Linked DNA regions of Mus musculus: region 2 is linked to region 1. A link is a loop called in an ENCODE intact Hi-C map of the cell type or tissue named here. Cell type or tissue: left cerebral cortex. All regions are shown on one strand. Links, peaks and the distances in the headings refer to the core of each region. The heading gives the core; the rest is flanking DNA.

The links. A loop is a pair of places that touch in the nucleus more often than their neighbours do. Peaks named below come from ENCODE experiments on the same cell type or tissue, not always from the same donor. Only the 100,000 strongest peaks of a DNase experiment are listed, where the experiment ranks them.
Region 2: a loop joins it to region 1, with 6 times the contacts of the local background. A loop is called at or near these places in 21 of 42 quality-filtered maps.

The regions. Positions count from the first base shown.
Region 1 is chr17:25,695,956-25,701,322 of GRCm38, forward strand. No RefSeq gene overlaps it. Among named protein-coding and RNA genes, the nearest start is that of Gm22645, 4.4 kb to the left of the region's middle. In left cerebral cortex, for the core only: a CTCF peak has its summit at 2,683 (motif pointing left); DNase peaks (open chromatin) are centred at 2,671 and 4,631.
Region 2 is chr17:25,506,428-25,511,794 of GRCm38, forward strand. No RefSeq gene overlaps it. Among named protein-coding and RNA genes, the nearest start is that of Gm33727, 9.5 kb to the right of the region's middle. In left cerebral cortex, for the core only: CTCF peaks have their summits at 1,561 (motif pointing left) and 2,622 (motif pointing right); DNase peaks (open chromatin) are centred at 1,564, 2,630 and 2,908; H3K27ac peaks cover 492 bases.

The DNA of each region.
Region 1 (5,367 bases), core at 235-5,234:
GACCTGAGTTCGATTCCCAGCACCCATGTGAGTGGTTCAAAACTGCATGAAACTTCAGATCCAGGAGATCACTCACACACACACACACACACACACACACTTTTTAATTTTTTTTAATTAAGAAAAGAAAGAAGGGGGCTGGTGAGATGGCTCAGTGGGTAAGAGCACCCGACTGCTTTTCCAAAGGTCTGGAGTTCAAATCCCAGCAACCACGTGGTGGCTCACAACCATCTTGTAACAAGATCTGACTCCCTCTTCTGGAGTGTCTGAAGACAGCTGCAGTGTACTTACATATAATAAATGAATAAATCTTAAAAAAAAAAAAGAAAAAGAAGGAAGAAGGGGAGGGTGCCAGTCCAACCAGTGGGACAGAGGTCAAATGAGGATTGTGTCCCAAGGACTTGATGCCCTGGATAGCCCAGGGCTCCAGGGGTCTTGTTTCTCTGTGCCACAGCCTAGCACAGCCAGCCAGGCAGACACAACAGCTGGCCTGCCACATGGACCAAAAAATGAGGAACAGGTGTGGAGGGGAGGAGACACTGGGCTTCTTCCCTGGAGCTCAAAACTGAGGACATGAGCACCTAAGCTGAGTCTTAACTCCTGTAGGACAGTCACAGGAGAAATCCAAGGCCACACAGTTTTGAACAGCCACCTGGCTTCCTGCTCCACTCAGAGCAAAGGGCACACAGTCTGTGTGGTACGGATGGAGTTACTTTCTATATCACTTCTGTTGCTTCACTCTCCTGAGGGCTCCACTCCTCCCTCAGCCCATGCTGGGGCTGCTCAGCTCTCCTCCCATCCCCCTCCCCTCTGGAAACAAGAACCTTCCGGTTCTCAATAGGGGAGGGCAAAGGGTCCCTGAATCCAGAGAGAAACCTGACAAAACCTGCTGGGGTCCTCCTCAAGAGAAGCCCTGCAGGAGCTTGATTACTGACAGTTGAGCGGTGTCCTGGGTGGGACCTGAGGTGGAGGAATGGCACTGGATAGCATCTGAGGGGATGTGACGAGGAACCCACGTAGCTTATAAAGATGCCCAGGGTCAGGGTCCAATCACTCCAGCAAGAAACAGGAGAGCAACATTGAACCTGAATAGCTAACCCAAGTTTTCTGTAAATCAGATGCTGTTAAGGAGGAAGAAGAAGAGAAGGAAAGAGGAGGAAAGGAGGAAGAGGAGGAAGAAGAGGAGGAAGAAAAGGAGGAGGGAGGAGGAGTCCTCTAAGGCTGGAGCTGCCATTCTCTGGTAAATGCCTTTATTGCACAAGCAAGACCCTGAGTTCATCCCCAGCACAGGGGACTATTAATTTTTTGGTGTTAGGGATGTTACCCAAGGTCTTGCTAATGCCAGCTTTTAATTCTTTCCTGAGCAACAGGATTCTCTATCATCATACCAGCACAGACTGTCCATACCACAACATGGAAAGACAATCTCTTGTTATGGGCTGGTTGAGTCCCGGGGAGCCAAGGACAGAGCTCCCAACTGGGCCCCTACCTACAGATGCCTCTAAGGAGTTTTCTGGCACCGTATCCTGGGGTCCAAAGACCTGGGCTCTGCAAGACAGAGAATGAGCAAACACACCTTTAATCCCAGCACTCAGTAGACAGAGGCAGGTGATCTCTGAGTTCAAAGCCAGCCAGGTCTACAGAGTGAGTTCTAGAACAACAAGGACTACACAGAGAAACCCTGTTTGGAAAAATGCAAAACTGAACAAAAACAATACAAAGAAAGTAGAGGAGGAGGAGGAGGAGGAGGAAGAAGAGAAGGAGGAAGAGGAGGGGCCAAGTATGCTCGCTTGCAGCCATGCTGATTACAAACAGAATTCTCTAAGCTAGTCTCACCCAAGGAATATTTAGTAACATCCTACCCCTCTGTCCTCAACCAAGAGGACTGAGACGATAGGCCGGGGAGGTAGTTTAGTGGTTAAACTCTTACCGCTCTTCCAGAGGACCCAAGTTCAGTTTCCCATGCCCACCTCAGTTGGCTCACAACTTTAGCTCCGGGAAAACTGATGCTGTCTTCTGGCCTCCTTAGGCACCTGCATGCATGTACATCTAACTTTATCCAGGTGCGCGAGCGCTCGTGCACACACACACACACACACACACACACACACACACACACACACAGATTTAAAATGTAAACAAGCACACAAACAAAAATAAAACATGTTAAAAAGTGGGGGCTTGTGAGGGGGGGCACAAGCTTATTGCCAGGCACGCAGGAAGGATCTCTGACGTCAATTCTCAGTTGTGCCTGGCTGTCGCAGAGACCTTTCAGGAAGATCTTCCAGAGGCCCAGAAAGAACAGGTAGTCTCTGTCCTTGAGGGTGTTAATGGAATGTTCCAGAAGTTTCATGACTACAGAGAAGCAAAGAGAAAAAGTTCTATACAAACCAAGTGTGGCCCGTTTCCCAGAGAAGCTTTTAAGTAAACATCACTGTTTTTGTTAGAATGTTATGCTACTGTCCAAGTTGCTATTTTAAAGAGATATTTTAAAAACATTCCTTTCCATTTCTAATAGACTGAATACTCACCAAAACTACCCACATGTCAAACATTCACAAGTTTTAGGATTATGAAGGAGTCCTGAGACCAGACTTTGTGAGGCGTAGGACCACACTATAAGGCTTCCAGAGCATTCGGAACTGGGAGTGTTAATCAATGGGTCTGAAGCGCCATCTAGTGGCCATGGTAAATGCAAACGAGTACAGAGCCTGGGTCATCAAAGAGATTCAAACACCAGCCCCTAGGTCAGAGACCACACCAGCTGCACAGCAAGGTATCCACTGGGCACTGCCAGTACCTAAAGCTGGTCTTCCAATGTGACTTCCCCTTCTATGCCACGGGATCCTAAGCAGCCTCCGTGTCTCCACCAGAAGATGCCTCCAGCCGTCCTCTGATGCGGAATCTTCAGGCTGAACGGAGTTCCTTAGGAACAGAACCACCCATGTAAGAGCCATTGTCGATCCCAATGGTAGAACTGTGGGTGTCTCCATTCTGTGTGCTTATTTCTTGCTTTGGGGGTCTTTCTGGATGGTCTGCCTCTCTGAGACTTCTCTGACAGGTCTGGGGCTGTTTGGTGTCTACAGTTTTTTCCAGCATATCCTCATATCTCTTCTCATCATGTATTAGCTCCTTGTGCTTCTCCCCTCTCCGGCCCTTGCACCGGCACCAGCTCTGGGCATCTTGCCCATGTAGAGCATCTCTTCTTTCCACATCTTTGGTCCATCCTTCTCATCTCCCCCACTGTGGTCAGCTTTACTCATCTCCTACTCTCAAACCTATGGCAATGTGGAAATCAGAGACAGTCTCATTGCGAGTGTGTGCCTGCTGCTGTGTCTTAGATGCTCTTGCCCCTATACCTCCCTGGGACTTGAAAACACAATGTTTCAAGGTTGCCTTCACCTTTCTCCTTGGCTGGAAATTACCCATGTGCTGGCATGAGGGCTATCCTCAAGTATGGCTGCCTCCAATGTCAGGGTATATTTGATTATTCTTTTCTGTGTCTTCTGGGCTAAGTGGAGTGGGATCTCAGGTAGAGACAGTTGAAGATTACCTTAGATCAACCTCAAGGTGTTGCTAGATCAACAGCAGATGACCTGGGCTAGTTCAGTTTGGATATGCAGTACATCCCCCACCCCACCTCACCCCACCCCCGTCCAAAGGCTCAGCTTTTGAAGATATTGTCCCCAGTGCAACGTCCAGAGGTAGAGTTTTTGAGGGAGCAACTGAATTGTGAGGGCTCTGACCCTTAATGCTTTCAAGGATTTGTAATTTGATGGCATTCTTGAAAGGGGCCTCAGTACAGGAAGTGGATCACTAAATGTGTGACTTTAAAGGGTATATCTGATTCCACAGCATGTATTCTTTCTCTCTGCTTCTTGGGTAGCTCACTCCACCACGTGCTCCCAACGGTGTTCCTGACCATGGTCCTCGGCAGCTCACTCCACCACGTGCTCCCCACTGTGCTCCCGACCATGGTCCTCGGCAGCTCACTCCACCACGTGCTCCCCACTGTGCTCCCGACCATGGTCCTCGGCAGCTCACTCCACCACGTGCTCCCAACTGTGCTCCAGACCATGGTCCTCGGCAGCTCACTCCACCACGTGCTCCCCACTGTGCTCCCGACCATGATCCTCGGCAGCTCACTCCATCACGTGCTCCCCACTGTGCTCCCCACCATGGTCTTCTGCAGCTCACTCCACCACGTGTTCCCAACTGTGCTCCCCACCATGGTCTTCTGCAGCTCACTCCACCACGTGCTCCCAACTGTGTTCCTGACCATGGTCCTCGGCAGCTCACTCCACCACGTGCTCCCCACTGTGCTCCCGAACATGATCCTCGGCAGCTCACTCCATCACGTGCTCCTCAGTGTGCTCCCCACCATGGTCTTCTGCAGCTCACTCCACCGCGTGCTCCATAGTGCTCCCGACCATGGTCCTCGGCAGCTCACTCCACCACGTGCTCCCAACTGTGCTCCCCACCATGGTCCTCTGCTGCTCACTCCACCACGTGTTCCATATCGTGATCCTCTGCCTCAACACAAGCCCACAGCAATGGTGCAAATGACTAGACAGAAACTTCTGAAATCATGCACCCAAACAAACATGTTCTCCTTTTAAATCACTACACCCACAAAAGCCCCAATCTGGAGGAATGGAGGCTGGTGATGTAGACAGGCAGTTTGTCTTAGTCGGGATTTCTACTGTTGTGACTGAACATTATAACCAAAAGCAGCTTGGGAGGAAAGAGGTCTCTTACATTCTCATTACATTCTCTTACATTTCCACAGCAGGGTTCACCTTGGAAGGAAGTCAGGACAGGAACTCGGAGGCAGGAGTTGCTGCAGAGACCAGTAAGGGTGCTGCTTACTGTATTGCTTTTCATGGCTAGTTCAGTCTGCTTTCTTATGCACCCCAGGATCACCAGCCCAGAGATGGCACCACCACAATGGGCTGGGCCCTCCAACATTAATCACTAATTAAGAAAGCACGCCATAGGCTTAGCTACAACCCAGTCTTATGGAGGCATCTTCTCATTTGAGGTTCCCTCTTCTCCCATGATTCTAGTGTATGTCAAGTTGACATAAAACTAGCCAGCACACAAGTTTACTACCAGTGCCTGAGGCTGAACCCCCAGTGTAGCCCCGCTGCCTCCCTTCACCGCTTCTGGACTCATTCTCGTGACACAGAGAGTATCCCCATTTCAGGAACCACCTGAGGATGGAACCAGCCTGTAGCACTTGCGGACACTCTCAGAAACAAGTTTCTTGGGCTGGAGAGATGGCTCAGAGGTTGAGAACACGAACTGAGTTCAATTCCCAGCAACCACATGGTGTCTCACGACCATCTATAATGAGATCTGGCGCCC
Region 2 (5,367 bases), core at 197-5,196, 190 kb before region 1:
AGCATAGATTGAAATGCTGTCTAAATGGCCTATGGGTGTGGCCAGATTGAAGGGTGTTGGGCAATAGGTCATTCGGCAGATGGCACAGGGCAGGGCTGGAGAGAGACTGAGACTGACCTTCTTGAGTGTTCCTGCTGGTGACATTTGCTAACTGGGCCTAGGATGACAAGGATGAGTGAAGAGCTAAACATGGAGAGGATTGGTGGCATCCAATGTCCTGCCCTGCTGCTCCATGAAATGCAGACAGGGGCTCCCCAGGCCCTTCAGGAGGACACAGGCTTGAGGCTCCCAGTGAGGACCCCTGAAGCAATAGAAAAGGAATGGACAGGCCCACCTGTCCCTTCCAGAAGTAGGAATCGGAAAGCAGAGCTCTGAAGGCTTCAGGGTGGGTGGGGGAGGGGAGGGGAGGACAGACACCCCCTCTTAGGGCTGAGCCTTGACCTCTGCTCCCTCTAAACCAAGCAGGTAAAGGGGAAATGTTTGAAGCCCTGTGAGCTCGGAGGCCTCTGCATGCATTCTCACTGCGACCCATGTCAGGTTGACATTGCGATAATCATCTGGAGAGACAAATTACAACATCAGGCAAGAACACATTTCAGGCTCTACCTGCTTGGGAGAGGGAGAATATGGGCTCTTCATCAGTCCTGCCTCCAGAGACTCTGCTTACCCTTCCCTGATTCTCCTCTCCTCCCCTCCCCTCCCCTCTCCTCTTCTCTCCTCTCCTCTCCCCTCCCCTCCCCTCCCCCCTCCTCTCCTCTCCTCTCCCCTCCCTTCCCTTCCCTTTGCCTCTCCTCACCTCACCTCCCCTCCCCTTTCCTCCTCTCCTCCCCTCCCCTCTTCTCTCCTCTCCTCCCTTCCCCCTCTTCTCTCCTCTCCCCTCCCCTCCCCTCCTCTCCTCTCCCCTCCCCTCCCCTCTCCTCCCCTCCCCTCCCCTCCCCTCTCCTCTCCTCTCCTCTCCCCTTCCCTTTGCCTCTCCTTCCCTTTGCCTCTCCTCCCCTCCCCTCCCCTCTCCTCTCCTCTCTCTCTTCTATTTTTGAGAATAGTCTCATGTGTTTCAGGCTGGTCTGTAACTCACGATGCAGCTAAAGATGGCCTTGACTTTGGATCCTTCCACTTCCACCTTCTGAGTACTGAGGTTACAGGTGTGTACCAGTATACCCAGTTCATTTAAGCCCTCCCTTCAGGTCCGTTTGCTGGGACTCCCATCTGCCTTAGATCCCAGACTGGGTAATACCTGAGTTCCTGTGCTCCCAGCCCTGAGCTCTTTTTAGACCCTAACTGGGCAGCAAAGCCAGTGATCTTGGAGGAAAGTAGGTAGAAGAGAGGGCCTCAGAAAAAAGTGCAGAACTTACTGCAGCAAGTAAGTTCTCCGCCTTCATTTAGAGAAATGAGCTCACAGTGGATGCTGCATCCTGACTCTCATAGCTTTCCACTGGCTCCCTCAGCAGCATCTGTCCTCTGTAGGTCAAGAGGGAGGATCAAGGTCTAGACCCCAACCTGGCCCACAGGTTCTACTGCAGAAGCCCCCACCAGCTGGCCTTTGGTGCCATCTTGTGGTCCTAGTGGTCAATGCATGCAGCTGTATTCAGGACAGTTCAGGGCCAGTCTGGTAAAAGACTCAGTCTGCACGGGTGAGCCAGATCACTTCCCTTCCGGGTCCTTCCTGAACCAGTTGAAGGGCACCAGCTTCCAGGCCGTAGGCTGGGGAGTGGTTTCTGGTCACTCAGCACCCCCACAACCCTCTCATGTGCCCTGAGCCTTGATGCCCTCAATAACATGTAACTCTTTCAGAAGGTCCCCGGGGCAATTGCCACAGGGCCGCATAAGACCTCCTCAGTCCTTTGGTGTGCCTTGAGAAGCCCCGTGGCTCTCCCAGGCAGGCCTGCACCTGAGATTCAGCCTTGGTTTCTCTGTGCTCATGGCAGGAGGGATAAGGGCTCCTCTGCACTCTCCTTGAGAATCCACCCCAGAGGTACTTCCTCGGGTTGGCTTTGGGGAAAGGCTAGCCTTGTACCTGTCTGAGCTTAGCTTCAAGGGCAGCCTGGTTCCTGAGCTGCCTGCCTGAGGGGTTACTAATACTTCTTTACTATTAGCCTCTCCCAGCAGCCTCCTTCCTCGATTTCCCTTTACTCTGCCATCACCTTGCAAGACCATGGCCCCACCTCAGGCCTTGATCTCATTGCCTTTGCTGTTTCTACCATGGTAGGGCAAACTGGAGCCATGAGAGGGGCCTGTCTGACTCAGGGTGTATTGGTCAGCCCCCAGGGCAAAGCCTGTCCTAAGCCCAGAAGTGTGACGCCACACACTTTGTCCCTGTGAGGACATTCTTGGGATGCTCTGCTTGCTCTCTAGAGTTGAGCATGGTGTTCCAGACCTTCTTAGCATGTATGCCTGTCTAGGTTCCCTCAGTGGGCTTTACAGACTTCTCAGACCTACTTCTGGGGACCCTACTCCAACCAGCCTTTTCTCTGCCCCTGTACCACCTAAGCACCCCTAAGCCTCCTCCCCAGTGAAGGCATGTTCAGAGTTACCTCTAACACTCCTGTGTGCTGTCTCCCCCAGGCTGACATCTAGGGTTCATTTGCTCATTGAGAACAGACCAACATTGGCCAGTGGGGGGCGCTCACACAGTTCATAAAAGCACATTGTACAGCAGCATGCAATGATCTTATCAGTCCCCAAGATGAGGGGTGGGATCCTCAACATGACGCCTACTGCCTTATAGGTAGGGTTTCCCATGTTGTGCATGAAATCCCCACCTCAGGCCTAGTCCCAGATCCTTAAGGAGACCTTGGCCTTGTTGACAAGCTGCCCACGGTGCCCGTTTGGGAATCTGAACCATGCCAGGCAGGGGACAGAGATCTTCTGCCTCTCTGTGTTCCATCCCTCTCTCTCCTGGCTCTGCTGCCCAAGGCAAGTAGCCAGACCAGCAAACCCAGCCCCCCAGCAGCTGGCTGGCCACCCTCCAGGCAGCCCATGGACTCTGCTAGTCAGACTGACCACACCTGCCACAGCAGATGGCTCAAAATCCCCAAATCCCGGCAAACTAGCACTTGGTCCTTCAGTAGCCAGGGCAATATGTCCTTGGCTCAAGAGTTGGGCCTGTCCCTCGATGAAACGGCTGTCAGGGACAATGGCCAGGTGGGCAAGCAGATAGCATCCAGGATCCTGGGATGCTAGGGATGCCTGCTCCAGCCCCTTGTGGGGCTTTAGACAGGGTCTGTTGAGAGGGAGGAGACTTTGCAATATCAAGTAACATCTGGAAAGACCTGGGTCATCTCCTCTTAGCTTGTCCATTCCAGGACCTTGGGGCCCTATGTGACATGTGACTTGGGGCATGCTTTCAGTGGCCGGAAAGGTGAGGCTATATTTTAGTGGGAGCCACTTGACCAGATCCCAGCACCTGAACTACTGAATTTGCTATTTTATGTCTCTGCTGCTGCTGGCCTGGGTCTGGCCCTGCTTCTTGCTTTGCTAGATGCCAGGTAGTCAGAGCCAGAGAGGACAAGGAGGTGATGCCCACTACTATCCTCCCAGCACCCAGTGATACCCACTACCCTTCCAGGGCCCCAGCAGAGTGAGACTCCAGCTTCTTTCCATGCCTCACAGTGCAGAAGATAATACTGCATGGTGATCCATTACCAGGTTGGTATTCCTTCATTCCGAAAGCGTTTCCTGGGTGCCTACCGTGTGCTAGTGTATCTTTGTCTCTGGGGTGAACCCACCAAGGGGGGTCCACAAATAACAGCATGGTGCACACTAAGATATCCCTGAATGTTCACCCACCATGAAGTCTCTTCCAGCTCAGTCCTGCACACACCTGCTGGGCAATAGGCATCGCTCAATTGGGAAAACAGCAGCTGCCGTTGCCCATTGCCCAGAGGCTAGAGGAGGGATTTCCTAAGCAGACCAGCATGCCATGGCTTTGGTGTTGTCTTATAGAAGGCAGCCCCAAATGGGCTATGACTGGGGTCCCTGGGCCACATAGAGTGTAGGAGGTAGGTGTGAAGAGGGTAGTCTGGGGGGAGCCTGCAGTCTCTGTTCCTTCCCTCCTCACCTCCCCCAGCATCTGCAGCCACTGTAACCGATCCCCCGTGGGGGCTGCCTGGGCTTCAGGCTCTCCTGGCTCCCAAGCCTCCGGCCCAGCTGTTGCAGTGGAGGCCTTGTCTGTCCTTGGGGCCAACAGCTGCAGGCCCGGAAGAGCCCCCCCACCTTATCCCACCCCAGAGCAGGTGTGACCCCTACCCCAGTCCAGCCAGCCAAAGATGGATCCCAGGGGTGCAGAGCCCTGAACCTCATCCACTCGGCTCTGGGAGTCCTGGGCCAGCATGGGCTTAGGGCCTCAGGCCTGAGGGGAGCACAGGATCTGTGGAGTAGCATCTGCTAGAGCCACCAGGATGAGCACCAACTGCCAAGGGCTCACATGGCTGCAGTGTGTGGCTGGACACAAGAGCATGTTTCTTTTATGTCCAGATCCAATGGGGGCCCTGTCTCCATCAAGACCCTGATGGCCCGTGGCTGGTGCTCACTCCACATACCCAGCTACGGTCAGGTGAAGGGGCATTCACACCACCTGTGAGCGGTTCTCATCACAAAGCTGCTACTTCCCCTCCCCACCATGTTCCCAGCAACCCATTTTGCCCTTGGGGTGGCTAAACCTGTGTTCAGCCCTGGCTGGCCTTAGCCCACACAATATGATTGTCCATTTCACAGGCCTAAGGCTCCAAACTGGGACCTATCCCAAGTCTCCCTCTGACCTCTGTGCCTGTCTCTGAGCAATGATATCTTTCTCTGGCCTCTCCTTCCTCTTACCCCCTCCTTAGCCTCCTGGCCTCCCAATCCTTTCCCTGCCTCCTGAGCCTCTCCTACCTGCCTGACCTACTCACTATGCTGCTGCCCTCTCTGACCCCTGACCTCCCAGTTTCTGCCAGGCTCCGCCATCATTGCCTAGCACAATTCTTCTAAAGATGGAGCCCGCTCCCTTGCTGGACCCAGGCATGCTGCAGTGGGAATGGAGGGGTCAGACAGGGTTATGGATGGAGACCCTTGTACAGAGAAGCTGGGAGTCCTGGCATGCTACCCTCCTACTTCTGGTTCTTGCACTAGGGTAAACTACCCCCTACATTCAGCTCCATTGGAACCATTAAGTGGAAATGGGATTTTTTGCGGGTGTTACAAACAGAGCTGAGATCGTGTAGGATCAGGTGGTTCCAAATCCAGTTATAAATTTCCCCAAGGACAACTGAAGGAGAGACTGGAGCAACATGGCCACAGGTCATACACTAAGATTCTGGGACAGTCCCCTCCAGGCTGGCGGGGTCAGCTCCATTGAAGCTTGGGTTTGGGTGAGTGCCCTCCTGACCTGGG